2 separate regions of the Homo sapiens genome follow, and region 2 is linked to region 1. The links are chromatin contacts, found by Hi-C or POLR2A ChIA-PET in ENCODE. All regions are on one chromosome and are shown on one strand. Each heading gives the region's core, a stretch centred on a gene start or an enhancer-like site at or near the end of the contact. The rest is flanking DNA. Distances are from core to core; before and after follow the strand shown. Region 1 overlaps LINC02669 (long intergenic non-protein coding RNA 2669). Region 2 overlaps LOC107984195 (a long non-coding RNA gene).

Region 1 (4,705 bases), core at 654-3,153:
AGAACCACTGCTCACAGCTAGAAGCCTGCGCGGGAGATGGGGGTGACAGGATAGGAACGGGGCGGCTCAGGCCCCAGCCATGGCACCATCACAGAGTGCGTGCCTCCCTCCTGTTTTCATGCACGTGGCACATGCCGGAGGCAGCCAGGTCACCAAGTGGTCAGAGCTTTCCTCTGCTTTACACCACGTAGGACCCATCTGAGCATTTTCCGGAATAATTATAGGGTGATTTTTCAGGGAACGTGGGCAGTGTTTCTATTTTCAACTTTAAGTTTCATGGAGGAAATTTTTAGAGTAAATGGTGTTATGTATATGGCTATATTTCAGCTAAAATCTGTATTCAGTTGGTTTAAGATTTGAAGGAAAGAATAAGGAGATTATAGATTGGAGACTGGCTTCTCAGGAAGTTTCTACAGAATCTAATCTTATCTCATTGCTTGTATTTGTACTTCTCTATTCAGAAACAACTAACAATATAGAGTTTTTCATCTTTTCGGAACCATTAGAGTTTGTTCTTTTTTTTTTTTTTTTTTTTTTTTTTTTTTTTTTGTGAGACGGAGTCTCGCTCCGTTGCCCAGGCTGGAATGCAGTGGCCTGATCTCAGCTCACTGCAAGCTCCACCTCCCGTGTTTATGCCATTCTCCTGCCTCAGCCTTCCGAGTAGCTGGGACTACAGGCGCCCACCACCATGCTTAGCTAATTTTTTGTATTTTTAGTAAAGACGGGGTTTCACCGTGTTAGCCAGGATGGTCTCGATCTCCTGACGTCATGATCTGCCTGCCTCGGCCTCCCAAAGTGCTGGAGGCCGTGAGCCACCAGCTACAGGCGTGAGCCACCGTGCCTGACCTCGACTTTGTTCTTAAAAATGTAAAAATATCTATTTTTTTGCAGTTTTCCCTTTTGGCAATAAAAGTATCATTATATATTAGGTCTTTAATATATATAATGCCATTAATAGATATAGACTTTATTAATGAATGTTAGAATATATAATGTGTGTGTATATTATATATTCTAACATTCAGTGTATATATATATATATACACACACACACATTATATATTCTAACATTCAGTGTATGTATATAAATATACACACACATTGTATACTCTAACAGTCATTAATAAAGTCTATATAGAATGAAAATTATGACATTTAGGTTCTTACTGACTGAAGCCATTTTAAATATTAGATGTTAGTGTAACTTTTTTGATTGTTCACAGACTATTCAATGTCTGAAGTTGTTTTACTATCTTCAAGGGCAAAATAAAATTCTTTGTACACTTGCTTGAGTTTTCTTTGTTTACCTTGAGGATGAGCTGGTGAAGACTTAAAGGCAAATTGAATGCATCTGGTTTCAGATCCAATGAGTGCAGCTCACAGAGGGTTTTCTTAAAAAGGCATTTGTATCTTTTGTAGAAGCACATTGGAGATCTTTCACAAGCCCTTGAAGAAGTCAGGAATAAAAAGTTGCAACTTCCCCGGGAGAGAGCAACTCTGACCCTAAAAGTTAACGTTACATCCCAAACGTGGAAAACAGGAAATTTCAGATGGGTTTTGGCAAAACACATAGTGCCACTCCTTCTCTTGGTGTGCTAAGTTTTCCCAAGTCTGTGTACTCCTTATAGCGCAGGAATTCTCCAAAGGCCAACATTTCAGTTCCAGAAAGAGAAATAGAATCAACGGCAACAACAACAAAACAACTTTACCAAGAGCAAGCAAATTGCCTCGTCTTGGTGACTCCTCTGCAAAACTGCAAATTCCACCCCCGTGCGGCGGGGCAGGACATCTCCCAGACAGCTGGGGACACCCTTTCCAGCGGGAGCGGGAGGCGCTGTTGTTCAGGAAAGGAAGTTGTGTGTTTGTGAATGAGCGCACTTTGTGGTTCATGTGTTTGGGCAGGACAAACTACACCACAGGGTTGGGCGGGGCTGTGTGTGCTGGGCACGTACGCTTCTTTGTTTTGTCAGCTTCCCGAGAGATCAGGGAGAGCATAGATATATCCCTTTTTCAGTTCAGAGGAAAACACCTAACAACAACCTCAACAAACACAACAACAACAGCAAAAGGACGAAGCGTGAGCCAGAAATTCCATCTGCGTGAGTATGCTGGGAAAAGCCTGGCGAGGAATCCTGGTTGGTGAAAAACAGATTCGGTGCTTATTGTTCTGCTCTGTAAGTCACCAAAGAAATGTGGGCGTGTGCTGCTGGAAAGAAAATAGACTTCCACAAAAAGTATGAATCACTTTTGTTAATTGTCAAAGAAAATATATATTAAGTGATTACTTAGCTTCTGGAATTAAAACAAAATGAAAACAAACAAGCATCCTCTGTCTCTCAATACTTTTAAAACTGAAGATGGCAAAATAAGGCAAACCAAAGCCACCAGTGCATCTTGGCATGGTCAGCAGAGGAGGGCAAGTTTTCTAAAACCTTAAAAAGTATCTTGGTGTCATGAGCCTTAGAGTTATTTGAAATGCAGTTATGTGAAACCCCCCTCTATCTTTCATGAAGCCTCAGAAAGGAGTCCAGGGAGCCGGGGTTTGTGGAAGTTAGAATTTATCTGATGATCCAGAGCTGCTTCTCCCCCACGATAGGTCACCGTGAATCGGAGTATTTTGTGGTTGGCCTTTTCAAACAGGCAAGCATTTGGTGGTTTGTCTTTTGTTTAATTTGTTACCAGATCACACAAGATATTTTTCAACAGAATTTCAGAAAGCATCTTGGGAAATCCACAAAAATGGGCTGAGTCATCTAACCAGAAACAGTCCACACCACATCTGACTCTGAATGCCTGGCTTTTCTTTCTTTGGGGAGAAAGTTCTCAGCATCAGTTGGATGAAAGGGCAGGGAAGTCGAGATTGATTTGGGGTTTACAGGGACATAAAGAGAAATTACCAGCCCCAGACTCTGAAAATTTTTAAGGTATCAGAAAAGTGCTTGTGATAGAACCTGATGATTGCTTTTGGTGCCTGGGATGGTTATTAAGGGTCAAAATAATGTGGAGATGCCATCATGGAAAAGTGACTGTGATATGAATCTGTTGCTAAAAATGATGATTTCAAGGAGCAGAATGACATTCCATCCACCTATGACACGCACTTCACATTTGGTTAAGGGTTAGGCCAAGAGCTTTTTTTCTTTCTTTCTTTCTTTCTTTCTTTCTTTCTTTCTTTCTTTCTTTCTTTCTTTCTTTCTCTCTCTCTCTCTCTTTCTTTCTTTCTTTCTTTCTCCCTCTCTCTCTCTCTCTCTCCTCTTTCTTTCTTTCTTTCTTTCTTTTTGTACAGCTCTTGCAGCTCTAAACCCACAAAGCAGGTTAGGTTTCCTCTGGCCTGTGACCTAATCTTTAGTATTAGAGGAGGCACTGATTTGTTTGCTCTGATGTAAGCCCAAAGGGAATTTGGCTTCTTGATTTATAACAGGATTGGGTTTCAGGCCTCTAACAGTTAAAACCGGTCTTCAGCAGAGACTCAAGCAGGGGGAATGAAAGTTACACAGTGCGTGGATTAGTCCTTTGGTGTTTTTGACACAGTTTCTTTTCATAGGAGAATCTTATTTCAAATAGGGAGGCGTTTCCCCGTTTTAGAAAATGCTTGTGAAATGCATGACTCATTACGCCCTTGCAAAGAGCCAAAAAAAGTTCTGCAGAGTCTAGGACAGGACTAAACCGCAGCTAAGTCTAATATTTCAGTCTTGCTGAAACAGCTGTTCCCACTCGGGTCCGAGAGCGGGTGGGAGTAGAGATGGTGTGTGGGGGGGTCCCCACTTCAGTTCCCCAAAGCATCAGCTGCTCCCTGTCTTGAACAGAATCAGCTCCAACAGGGAGAGGCTTGGACATGCCCGCCATTGACGCTGCCAGGCCTCGAACTCTCCTGAGAGTTGGATTTTTCCCAGTCTGTGCTATCTCACTCTTATTTGAGGAATTTGAGTCAGAGCAAAATGTGGGCAGAGAAGGAGAAGGAACACCAACACCTCAATTATTGAGGGAAAAGACGTGCAGGTTTTCTGTAGCAGTGAACCTGAAGGAAGACACTGCTTTGTGTCTGGCTCCCAAAGAAAAAGGCCAAGTTGATCTTTCCTGTGAAACAGCTGAAGGTACCACCTTGAAAACTGGATGTTTTCCCAACTGTGGGCCAAGTTTCAGCTTGAATACAGTCATCCTCGGTATCCCTGGGGAACTGGCTCCAGCACACCCTCCCCACAACATCAGTGACTACCCAAATCCACAAAATGGTGTAGTGTTTGCATATAACTGATGCACATCCTCCTGTTTGCTTTAAATCATCTCTACATACCTTATATCTAATACAAGATAAATGCCATTGAAATAGTCGTTGTACTGTATTTTTTGTTTGTATTATTGTTATTGTTTTTTTTTTTTTTTTGAGATGGAGTCTTACTCTGTCACCCAGGCTGGAGTGCAGTGGTGCCATCTCAGCGCACTACAGCTTCCGCCTCCTGTGTTCAGGCCATTCTTGTGCCTCAGCCTCCCAAGTAGCTGGGACTACAGGCATGCACAACCATGCCGGGCTAATTTTTGTACTTTTAGTAGAGACAGGGTTTTACCATGTTGACCAGGCTGGTGTCGAACTCCTGACCTCAAGTGATCCACCTGCCTTTGCATTCCAAAGTGCTGGGATTACAGACTTGAGTCACCGTGCCGGGCCGTGTTATTTTGTATAGTTTGTTCCATCTGCGGTTGGTTG
Region 2 (4,519 bases), core at 884-3,383, 590 kb after region 1:
AACAAGGAAAAATAGAGTTCAGCATTTTATTAGGGAATATTTAATAGAATGGGCTTGCTTCACACTTTCTAGCTGTGTGACATCGGGATGTTTCTTGAGTTGTCTATGACTCATAATGGCAAAATGGTACAATAAGATAAATACTTCCTAATGTATTAAATAAAACAGTGTGGATAATGTACTTAGCAAAGTATCTAGTGTGCAGGAAATAGTCCATCAAAATTAAATACTGTTATTATAACATTTTTGATGAAAGTGGTAATAAAGCCACATTAGAGAAAAAAGACTTGAATTACTTTTGCACCCACCCATAGCAAATAATAATCTTTTCATTTCTGATTGCTGCTATGACCACAGAAAATAACAGAGCCATGAGGAAAGAGGAAAAACAAATAAAAAGCTATCTGATAGTGGAGGTTATTGCTCTATTTCCCTTGGAGGCAAAACATATTTTCAAAAAAATTCTTCTTTTCCTCCAAATTCTCCAACTTTTATTTTTAAATATACGTACTGCTATGAAATCCACATATTATTTTCTGCCTGAGTAATATTTTGAAACGCCAGTGACCATTTTGCTATTGACTCATTACGCTGCCGTTTTTTCGATCTATGTGAACATGTGTAGAAAGCTATGAAAACAGAAAGCACAGCATCACCAAAGGCAAGATAGAACCCACTGTTGGTATTGGATAGCGTTGCCTATATGATCAAAAATGTGTCATCGATTAAGTGTGAAACGTTTATTCTGGTCAATGGCTTCCCAATTTAGTGTAAACATATAATTCTATGCTGATTCCTCTGGTTAGAGCCATAGTATATCACCGTGGTCTTCCAGACGCCTTTGCGTTTACTTTGAGTATAGACATGATTGGGCTCAAGCTAAACTCAGTCGTCTTTGATTTGGTTGCATGCGGAGCCAGTGCCATCCATGCCACTCAGCTTCAGATTGTTTCTAAGTATCCCTGAAAAACATCAGGCACACACAGAACCACTACCTTACCCTTGGGGTTTGTCAACTCACAGACCTACTGCTTTACACAAAGAAGGTGGTTAAACATGCATTTCTTTTAAAGGCATATTTGGTCCCTCTAAAACAGCGCAATAAAATTGCACAATCTAAAGGAAGGAACAGTTTGTTTTGCCCTTTTTATTGCCAGTTAAATGCCAGTAGACTCTTAAAGTAACAGCAACCCGTGTAAAGGGGAAAAAAAAAAGCAAATAAAATTTTTATGAGTTAAAAATAAACCTAATGCTCTTTCCTCTTCCATAGTTTTACAAAACTTTCTATACCTTTTGGCAGAAGGAACTACATATAATATATAATATTTTTGCTCTGCAAATACCAGCAAGGCATCATATAAAATTATAGCTGTAGGAATGGAGATGCTGTAAAACCAAACAGGGAAAAAGAACATTTTCATACAGAGTAACACAGTTGATGTTATTTTCACTCTAACAAAGCAAAATTTATTGTAAGAGTAAAAGAAGCTGGGTGTGGTGGCTAACGCCTATAATCCCAGCACCTTGGGAGGCCGAGGTGGGCAGATCACTCAAGGTCAGGAGTTCAAGACCAGCCTGGGCAACATGGTGAAGCCCTGTCTCTACTAAAAACACAAAAATTAGCCAGGTGTGGTGGCTCATGCCTGTAATCCCAGTTACTCAGGAGACTGAGGCAGGTGAATTTCTTGAACCCAGGAAGCAGAAGTTGCAGTGAGCCAAGATCGTGCCACTGTACTCCAGGCTGGGCCACAGAGCAAGACTCTGTGTTTAAAAAAAAAAAAAAAAAGAAAGAAAGTGGCGTTGGCTGTATGCTTTATTTTGCTTGTATAAAACCTCTTAAAAATAGCATTCATTATAGGTGGCTCTTATTTTTAAACAGAGCAGTTGCTTCTTCTGTTCTGTGTCTGATTTAACACCTGAACGCCTTGTGACCCTTTTCAAGCATTTTAGCTGTAATGGTGCATCGGAGCCATCTGGAAGCCCAAGGGATTCTGATCCAATTGGCCTGAGGTGCCTCCGGGGTCTTTTCTTCCAGGAGTTTTCAAAGCTCCCCAGGTGACTGACGGGTAGCCAAAGTTGAGAACCACAAGTTAGATGACATCTAACCACAGCTTAGATGAGCAGGGATGCACAAAGTCAGTGGTAATGTGGAACGTCCGCCAAGAGGAAGCTACACCTCAGTCGTTAATGTCTAGTCTCCTTCCTGTTGCCCTGAGTTTAACTAGCTGTGATGCTACTCTTGACCACCTGGCCCAGGGCACCACCCTCCTTCCACCAACCCTAAATTTCACCTGAAGGGACCAGAGTAACGACGGTTTGGGAGTGGCGAGACAGGAACAGGGGAAAGGGACTCTTTTGATTTCCATTTTTTTCCCATCTTAAATGCTGACATATGCTCCAGAAAGTTTGTGTTGGTCTCCAAACACCAGCCAGAAGGGTTGCTTTAGCGTCGATGGCCTTGAGTTTCTGTTTGTTTCATTTTGTGTGTCCAGCATATCTTCTTTCGTGCATCAACAATTGTGTATAGCTTGCCTTAGGCTGAGCAGCAGGAGTGACAGACTTTTTTGGGGGGTGGGGGGCGTGCATCGGGGAAGAAGGGGAACCAAGAAGATGGGAAGGAGCCTGCAGAGGGTGTTTGGCTGGCATCACTTAGGCTAACCTTACCCAGGGCCAAAGATGTGGCACAGGCTGGCACAGAGTTGGAAGCTGATGCATGTTCATTATTTACCCTCAGCTAATGTCCAGTGCAGCTGCTGACATCTAGCACAGCTCGGCAAATCAAGCTGGCCAGAGATGGAAAATATTCTTACCCAAAACTTGATGGAATGCTAAGGGTGTCCCGGCATATTATCTGGAAAAATGTCATGGAAGGACTAGAAATTAAGCTGGATAAGGAAGACCTGATCCCTCCAGCTTAGAAACCTTACCTATTCAAAATAAGAGCTGCTGTTTCCTGTTGGATTCATAGACTATAATAATAATTTGTAATAATTTAGTTATAGTAATAGTTTCTTGTTACTATAATAATTATTTGTGAGAATTTGCTGGTAAACAGTAATTTTGTATTAGATAGTAATAATTAATTTATATTATGGTAAATCTAGAAATTACTAAATTTTATAAATAATTAATAAAAACTGAACCCCAAATTAGAACAGTGATGACAAAAGTAATAACGATAATCACAACAGTGTATATATAATATATATATATTTCCACATATAACTATATGGAGTTATCTTTATTATTCAGTTGCTCATGTATTTATCTGACTGTTTATTAATTACCTGGCTTCTAGGTGTTAAGCACTTTGTTATATGTTAAGTATACAACAATAAAGAAACAGATAGGGTCTCCATCCTCAGTAATTTGGTAGACTAGTGAGAGACAGGCATTAAACAATTAAAAATTCAAGGGTATATATTATGGCAAAAATGTGTTAAGGAAAAGAACTGGGACATGAGATAATTTATCCAAATTCCTACTTGGGTTCCAGTGATCTGAGGATACCCTTTAAGACCTTTAAGAAAATGACATTTAAACAGAATCCTGATTGATGGGCAAGAATCATTTTGGTTAAGAAATGGAAGGAGTTCATTTTATGCAGGAAGGGGAATGTGCAATGAGGTAAAAATACTTCCTGAAGAAGGAGCACTCACACATGCAGGCATGTGCAGGCACACCCACAACACGCCCTCACACATGACAGTCCAGCACGCAGTGTGCATAGACAGTCACGCTGGTGTCTGGCCCCCTCCCAGAATCTATGAAGATAGGACAAACTAACTGGGTGCCAAGGACCACAATTTTCAAAAACAAGAGCAGGGAAGTGCTGAGCGTCTGGGCAAATAAGTCTAGACTCTGATCTTGAAGATATGAATTCATTTCAGAACATTTGCTTGGACTATCTCCTTGTGCTTGCATAATCTTGCCTACACCACGATGTGCTAAGTTTAGACGTTCCTCCAGTCTTCCAGCAGGCAGTATGGCAGAGAGGGAGGGAACGGGCTCAGCCCAGGGCTCCCCAGTTCTGCTACCACCAGGGAGAGGGAGGGGTATTGTTCTTACTGCAGAAAGTGCCAAGACTTGAACCAAATGTTTATATTGTGTTTTTGAATTTCTGCTTGGGGAAGAGACAGCCTACCAATGACTTCAAGAAAATATGTTGGCTCTTTTTCTGCAAATAGCCTTTCTGGTTTTTATGGCAAATAGAAGAAATGTCTCTCTTTAGTCATTGAGCCACTTTGTTGTGATTTTTTTTCTAAAGTATGTTGAAAGTCATGTGGATATTCTTCTAGGTGTTGTGAGCTGTGCTATTTTCCAGCAATGTGGAGCTCCTCTCATTCCAAGAACAGGGCGATAATCTGTTATTGGAAGATGAATAATGTAGTTTCTTGACCAGGAGAAGGGGAGCAAGATGTTACTGAAGCAGTTTACAGTTGAGCCAAACTGCATGTTCCCTGAGTCACTTCATTCACGTTGTTTTATTTTGATTGATGGTGTATGAATTTTTTTTAAC

Evidence for each region. Hi-C counts contacts between places; a loop is a spot of excess contacts on that map. ChIA-PET counts read pairs that join two places held with the same protein, here RNA polymerase II (POLR2A). Pooled maps may share reads with other maps.
Region 2: a loop to region 1 is called in a map of sigmoid colon, with 4 times the contacts of the local background. The contact joins two enhancer-like sites. A Hi-C loop is called at or near these places in 2 of 168 maps with a recorded cell type or tissue (sigmoid colon and tibial artery) and 3 of 50 pooled maps. POLR2A ChIA-PET finds 5 or more read pairs at or near these places in 1 of 52 experiments (activated T-cell).

What each region holds. Positions count from the first base shown.
Region 1 is chr10:3,465,693-3,470,397 of GRCh38, forward strand. The region is part of intron 3 of LINC02669 (long intergenic non-protein coding RNA 2669); the gene reads right to left. All of the region lies in intron 1 of LOC105376360 (a long non-coding RNA gene), which reads left to right. All of the region lies in intron 1 of LOC124902538 (a long non-coding RNA gene), which reads left to right. Among named protein-coding and RNA genes, the nearest start is that of LINC02669, 35 kb to the right of the region's middle. RefSeq lists an enhancer at 1,616-2,815. Within about 2 kb of position 1,904, at least 32 of the 41 ENCODE cell types and tissues checked have a DNase peak (open chromatin) inside an H3K27ac peak, as active enhancers do.
Region 2 is chr10:4,057,823-4,062,341 of GRCh38, forward strand. The region is part of intron 4 of LOC107984195 (a long non-coding RNA gene); the gene reads left to right. Among named protein-coding and RNA genes, the nearest start is that of MIR6078, 69 kb to the left of the region's middle. Within about 2 kb of position 2,134, at least 6 of the 41 ENCODE cell types and tissues checked have a DNase peak (open chromatin) inside an H3K27ac peak, as active enhancers do.